2 separate regions of the Homo sapiens genome follow, and region 2 is linked to region 1. A link is a loop called in an ENCODE intact Hi-C map of the cell type or tissue named here. Cell type or tissue: ascending aorta. All regions are shown on one strand. Links, peaks and the distances in the headings refer to the core of each region. The heading gives the core; the rest is flanking DNA. Region 1 holds the start of ULBP3 (UL16 binding protein 3). Region 2 overlaps IYD (iodotyrosine deiodinase).

Region 1 (2,912 bases), core at 274-2,773:
GAGGGGTGTGGCTGGACCTGCCACTACAGCTATTTGACCCTGGACTCCCTAAGATCCCAGAAGCATGTGTGGTTGGAAAAGGTGCTATGTGGATTTCATGGCTATTCCCAACCACAGAATCCAACAGGGTCCCCTAGTGCTCAGAAGCAAAGCTGTGCCACTCACAGCAGTGAAATCCCCTCATTTAAAAGTGGCTCCTGCTGTGGTCCTGGGCCCCTGTGGAGATGGGCCTCCAGCTATGGGAGGGCAGTGACCACACAGCCTCAGAGCTGCCCATCACAGGGTGTGCTCCTCACCCTTTAGGTCATTAGGAAGATAGGCCCCACAGTGAGAAGACACAGGTGGGTCTCCTGGGATGGGCAGGAGCAGGGCCACAGGGAACCAAGAAGCTGCACAAGCAGTTGGCTCTGATCCCCAGGACACCACATGGCTACACCCCCCCACCCTCAGGTCACACCTGAGGCTTCAGGGAGGGTCCCTGAATGGCCCCTGGGGACCGTTAATGCTACTCAGCAACAAAGGAGGGGAGCAGTAGGCCCCGAACCATGGGACTCCCCCTCACATTCATCACATCCACACCTCCCAGAAGCCACAGGCAGGGTAGGACACACTTGTGACTCTTCAACTTACACAACTTAGAGATGACACCCTAGGGGATGGGGCAGCAATTGCCAGGACACAGCATGTGCCCTCATCTGGAGTCTGCAACCTAGGACAGGGTCCATTTCAGGTTTCTCTTTTACTTGCAGGTTGCCATTGCCTGCTGTTGCTCTACAAAGGGACGGGACTTGACACAGAGACAGAGAACTCACGGCCAGCAAGGACCAAAGTGCCTTCAGCCTTTCCTTTCTAGAAAGGGTTTGCTGACTCCTGTCTGCTTAGTGACTATTCTATATGACGCTGGCGTCACCCATGTCTTGACCCCAGCTCGGGTTCCGGGGGCTCTGGTTTCTCCTTCCCGAGGACGAGTGGGGCTGCGGGGTTGCACCAGGGATCCCCTCCCCACCTCGCCCTCTGCAGCTTTTTGGCCCCTCCACCCTCCTGCGGTTCTTTTTTCGCCTTCTTTGACCCCCCTCCTGCTCTGCAGGGCAAGCAGCAGCCGCAGGAAGCGGACCTGGCGAAAAAGAGCAGCGAATCGGAACTGAGCGTGGGGGCAGTCCGGGGAGATCGCGCCGGTCCTTCTAGAAGGCTTCCCTCCTCTGAAACCCGCTGCAGTCCACAGCCCCCCAGGTTTGGCCCCCGCCCCGCTTAGGCTCCATCCCCGAACTCACCGGCCCGCCCCGTCCCGGACCAGTCGAATAGCAGGTACGGAAGAATCGCGAGGCGCGGAAGGATCGCGGGGCTGGCGGCCGCTGCCATTGTAGACCAGGAGCGCCCGGGACACAAGGCGCAGTCGATGTGGAGACCAGCGTATGAATCACTTCGGCCCTCGCATGCCAGCTAGTGATTGAGTGTGCTCGGCCCCGTCCGGTCCCGTCCCGCCCCGGGATCCAGGGGAGCCTACGCCTGCCCACGTTTGGAGGGATGCTCCGCCCTATCCCGCCCCGTCCCGCCCTTCCCCGCCCCACCCCAGGCTGGGACCCGGGGAGCCTATGCCTGCTGTGGCTCCGCTTCGTCCCGCCCCGGGCTCGTGGCCTGACAGCGGCCCCCTCTGGCCAACCCTTACCCTCCACCCCAGGCTCCGCGCGGGCCAGGACACGATTCCTTCTTGACCGCCTCATTTAATTTTTTAACACACCATTTATTATTACCCCAATGTAAGCACTGATGCACAGGAAAGCGAAGAAACTTGCACAGGGATATCCAGTGGCGGCTGTGTCCCCCCGTCACTGCCTCCGCCAGCGACACCTGCCCTCCTTCAGCCTGCGCCAAGGAGTCCCCGCCCCTCTCCGTCCAGGGCGCAGCTGCTTCCCAGTCCGGAGCAGACCTTCTTTGCCTCTCCACTAAAAGCATGAGGAATATATAGAATATATATAGAATAAAGTATATTCTATATCCCTTTATGACTTCTGGGAAAAAAAAGAAAGAAAAGAAAGCCCTAGTGGCCTACCGTGATCAGTGATCAAATGATCAATTGTGTTTCCATGGAGAGCAGAAGCCGAGGGAGGGTCTACGCATGCGTGGGGCTCACTTTGCTGTACACCCATCTGTGGCCAGCTACACGCAAATCCATGGCTGCACGCGCATCTCTGCCCTGTCCCTGGATGGTGACTGCAGCCATCCTCAAAGCGGCAACCCGAGTGTATCCTCGTCTCAGTCACCATGGAAACATCTAGATCTGTGGGCAGAAGCCAGAGGGAGGTGATGGGCCCAGTGGCCCTTGGCCGCAAGGGAGGGCTTTAGCCTGGGATGAGGAGTGGACAGAGATCTTGAGTGCCACTCAGGCCCCAGCCACTCAGCCCATTCCCTATTGAATGAGAAAAATCGGCACAGACCTCCCACTCCGTACAGTCTTCATGTTGGGATCACCTGCACCTGGTGATCATCAATCCCGAGGGTCCTGAGGCTGTGGGAAAGAGGAGGAGGCCTGGACAAAGCCCAGGGCCTGTTTCTGCTTCAGGACAGAGTCATGGGAGGGCAGCCACCTCTGTGACTGAGCAGGGACACAGGAGCCTAGAAGATTCTGGCCTGATGCACTAGAGCCCCTGTGCAGGAGGGGCCATGTGGAGGGTAGTTTGGAGGACAACAGACACACAAGGGTGGGCAGTTCTCAGATTTGGGAGGGGCAGAGCTTGGCGGGTCCCAGGATCTGTGTGTGAGAAGAGCCTCCCATGTACAGGGCTGGGGGCAGGAGCCCAGGTTAGTCCTGGGAGGAGGCCTCTGGGAAGGCCCTGGCAGCACCACCCCGAGGCCAGGTGACCTGGGCCAGTGACTGGGGGAACAGGAGGAAGGTAGAAGGAGGCTGGCAGGAG
Region 2 (2,912 bases), core at 217-2,716, 330 kb after region 1:
AAAGTTCATTTATTGGGCAGGCAAAGTCCTCTGCAGGCCTGGAAACCCTCCGAGACAATTACTTGCATGGGGTAACCCAGTAATACTGTGGGATGCAACTTCTAGGGCATGGCTGCCTCCTTCCTAGAGGCAGCAGGGGGAGAAAACACTGGAAGAGGTCACCCCAACAATTCCATCGTACCTTGGCCTAGGAGTGACCTCCTCAGTCTCACAACCCTTTGGCTAGAACTAGTCATGTGACCTCACAGGAGGTGGAGCAGTGTCGTCAATGTTATCATCCCCCTGCACCTGCAAGGAAGGAGGCCCAGATGTGTGTAGGTGCTGGATGTCTCTTCCCCAAAACATATAACTCTGGATTTGGAAAACAAAACTGGATATAACAGAAAAGAAAAGGAGGGGAGAAGGAAAGTTGAAGAAATTGGTGAAATCAGAATAGGACAGTGAAAGGCATAAAGATTTTCTTCTGAAACGCTAAGATCGGTTGATATTTGTCTAATACAGCTTTAAATAGAGTATCACTTTGGGCCAAAGAAAATTGATATAAACATACATAAAGTGGAACTAAGATTGACTTCTTCCTAGACATCTCTGCCTCTGTCCACAAAATGGAAACTTCCATCAAGGAGTACTGGAGGACAGTTCAGTATTTCTTCTTATTTGCTCCTCCCTATGAAAGGAAGAGTGACTTCTCTGCTGCATGATATTGGGGGTAAATAGTTATTGCACATTTGCTCAAACCCCAGCAAAGTGCACCCCATTTTAAGCCAAATTTACAAACTTACAAAGATGATCCACCAATAGTTTTCTCTATTTACTTTATTCTTGCTCTGTCACCCAGGCTAGAATGCAGTGGTGTGATTATAGCTCACTGCAGCCTCCAACTTCTGGACTCAAGTGATCCTCCCACCTTAGCTTCCCAGGTAGCTGGGATACAGGTGCACGCCACCACACCCAGGCTAGTTTTTCTAAATATTGGAGTTCCCAAAGAGTATTCAAACTGATGTGATATTTTAAAAGACATTTTGTAAGCATCTTTTAGGAATATCAGTAAGTGGAAGAAAAACACATAGTTATCAGTGGATATTATGCCAGAGAGGCATGAGAAATATAATTTTATTTTGCTAGGTATCAGCAGAGTGCCCTCTTATAATTTGTGTGAAATGGAAACAAAGGTAACATCGTGTTTTCAATTCACACATATATACAAGTAATGAGAGGTCCAGAAGAAATGTGGCTTCAGCTCTGCTGCTACTGTGCCTCCCTTCTCCTGCCCCACTCAGCCCACAAAATAGGCTGGACACTCAAAAAACGTTGCGTTTATCTACCTTTTAGAGAGGGTGAATAGCAGAGAACTGGAGGTGGGAATGGTAAGGAACTCCCAGCAGGGTAGTGGAGGGAATGGGCTGACGCATCTAAGGCTGATGCCAGGTCTGCTCCCTATCTGGGTGGCCTCAGCAAATGACGTCCAGCACATCCAGGGGCAGGCTCAAGGGAGAACAGCCCCCAAAGCTAAGATCCTGCCAAGCTAAATACAGTAGTTCTAATGAAATGTGAGAGGCTATAATCCCATTTGGGAAATTCCTAAAAAGTCATGAGGCAGGGGATTGGTTTATGTTATTATCATGACCTGAGAGTCATGGCTCAGAGCCAAATGTTCAGGATTGAATTCAACAGCATTTAAATGTCTTTAGAGCAGGATGGAAATATGTTAGCAATGCCTGCAGAGTGCCAAGTAAACGCAAAAGCCAATGAGATCATAAAGGAAGTTGTTAGCTAACCTAGGTGGAGTCGCCAACTTCCTTCTACTCTAATAATTAAAAATAAAAATAATACTTGGGAGGTAACTGGAATAAAGGTTCTAAAATCAAAACCCTCTGAAGGGTGAAAACTGGGAGCCTCCTGTTCCCATAGTAACCACAGCACTCAGGGCACTGTCTCCCAGCGCTGGAGTACTGTCTTATGACCAGAGATCCTAAGCAACCTCTGCTCATCTGAGTTGTCCACCATATTGTGGGCATGAGTCCTTGACAATAGTAAATAGCACCTCTGTTCCCTTATTGGGTAAATGATTTTCCAACTCTGGGAATGTGTAGAATTCATTATGGAAATAATGCAATAATTCAAATCCATAATATTGATACTTTCATGTTAAGTTTAGGACTAATCTTGTGTATGCTCCTTAAGTGATTTGAATCTTTAAAAAGCTTATGATTCCAATTTGAAATGTGAAATTGATTTTACGTTTGTGATTTGAAGTTGAAAGGTATAAGAATATTTAACTTAGCTCATGAAAAGTATTAGACTAGATTTACTATAAGTTTAATGTATTAGATTTACAAGAGATGCTTAAATATATGAGAATGTTTTGTCTTAATTGGTTATAATCTTGTCATATCAATGATTTGAAGTGCTAAAATAGAAAATTAAATATGATAAATTACACAAGAAGTTTAGAATGTTTAAAAGATTTTAATAAACAAAGCCTATAACTAAGACTGATGCTTTAAGGGAGTTTGGCTTATTCAACTTGAGTTAATCAAACATTAATTAAAGCCCCCCTTCCCCAAAGAGATTTGTTTTATTTATTTGTTTACTAGTTTTATAAATAGGATAATAAAATGTGTGTATGAGGTCAGAATGCTTTTGACAGAAGTAATACAAACAAAAAAACCTCACTATAACCCAAACAAATAAGGGATTATTTTTCCCTCCTAGTGAGAAGTCTGGAGGTAGATATTAGATGCTGGTCTATTGCTTCAATGAAGTTAGTGCCAAAGTCTCAGTGGTTCTCTTGGTCTTTCTTCATAACCACCGGATGCTGTTATAGCTTCACCAATCACAACAAGCACAGTGCTTGGAACATAATAGGTGCTCAATAAATATTCAGTACATATTGAATGTGTGCAGAAATA

What was found. A loop is a pair of places that touch in the nucleus more often than their neighbours do. Peaks named below come from ENCODE experiments on the same cell type or tissue, not always from the same donor. Only the 100,000 strongest peaks of a DNase experiment are listed, where the experiment ranks them.
Region 2: a loop joins it to region 1, with 3 times the contacts of the local background. A loop is called at or near these places in 19 of 110 quality-filtered maps.

The regions. Positions count from the first base shown.
Region 1 is chr6:150,067,708-150,070,619 of GRCh38, forward strand. It overlaps ULBP3 (UL16 binding protein 3), which reads right to left and starts at 1,414. Exons shown (of 5, transcript NM_024518.3): 1 at 1,272-1,414. The coding sequence starts at 1,359. LOC124901428 (a long non-coding RNA gene) reads right to left here and starts at 2,566. Exons shown (of 2, transcript XR_007059809.1): 1 at 2,051-2,566; 2 at 1,721-1,943. RefSeq lists enhancers at 1,089-1,138, 1,159-1,238, 2,436-2,912. In ascending aorta, for the core only: CTCF peaks have their summits at 1,665 (motif pointing left) and 1,882; DNase peaks (open chromatin) are centred at 958 and 1,484; H3K4me3 peaks cover 1,616 bases; H3K27ac peaks cover 1,532 bases.
Region 2 is chr6:150,402,135-150,405,046 of GRCh38, forward strand. It overlaps IYD (iodotyrosine deiodinase), which reads left to right. Exons shown (of 5, transcript NM_203395.3): 5 at 1-2,912. Among named protein-coding and RNA genes, the nearest start is that of IYD, 35 kb to the left of the region's middle. RefSeq lists a silencer at 1,479-1,773. In ascending aorta, for the core only: no CTCF peak of the experiment used is centred there; a DNase peak (open chromatin) is centred at 1,557; H3K27ac peaks cover 627 bases.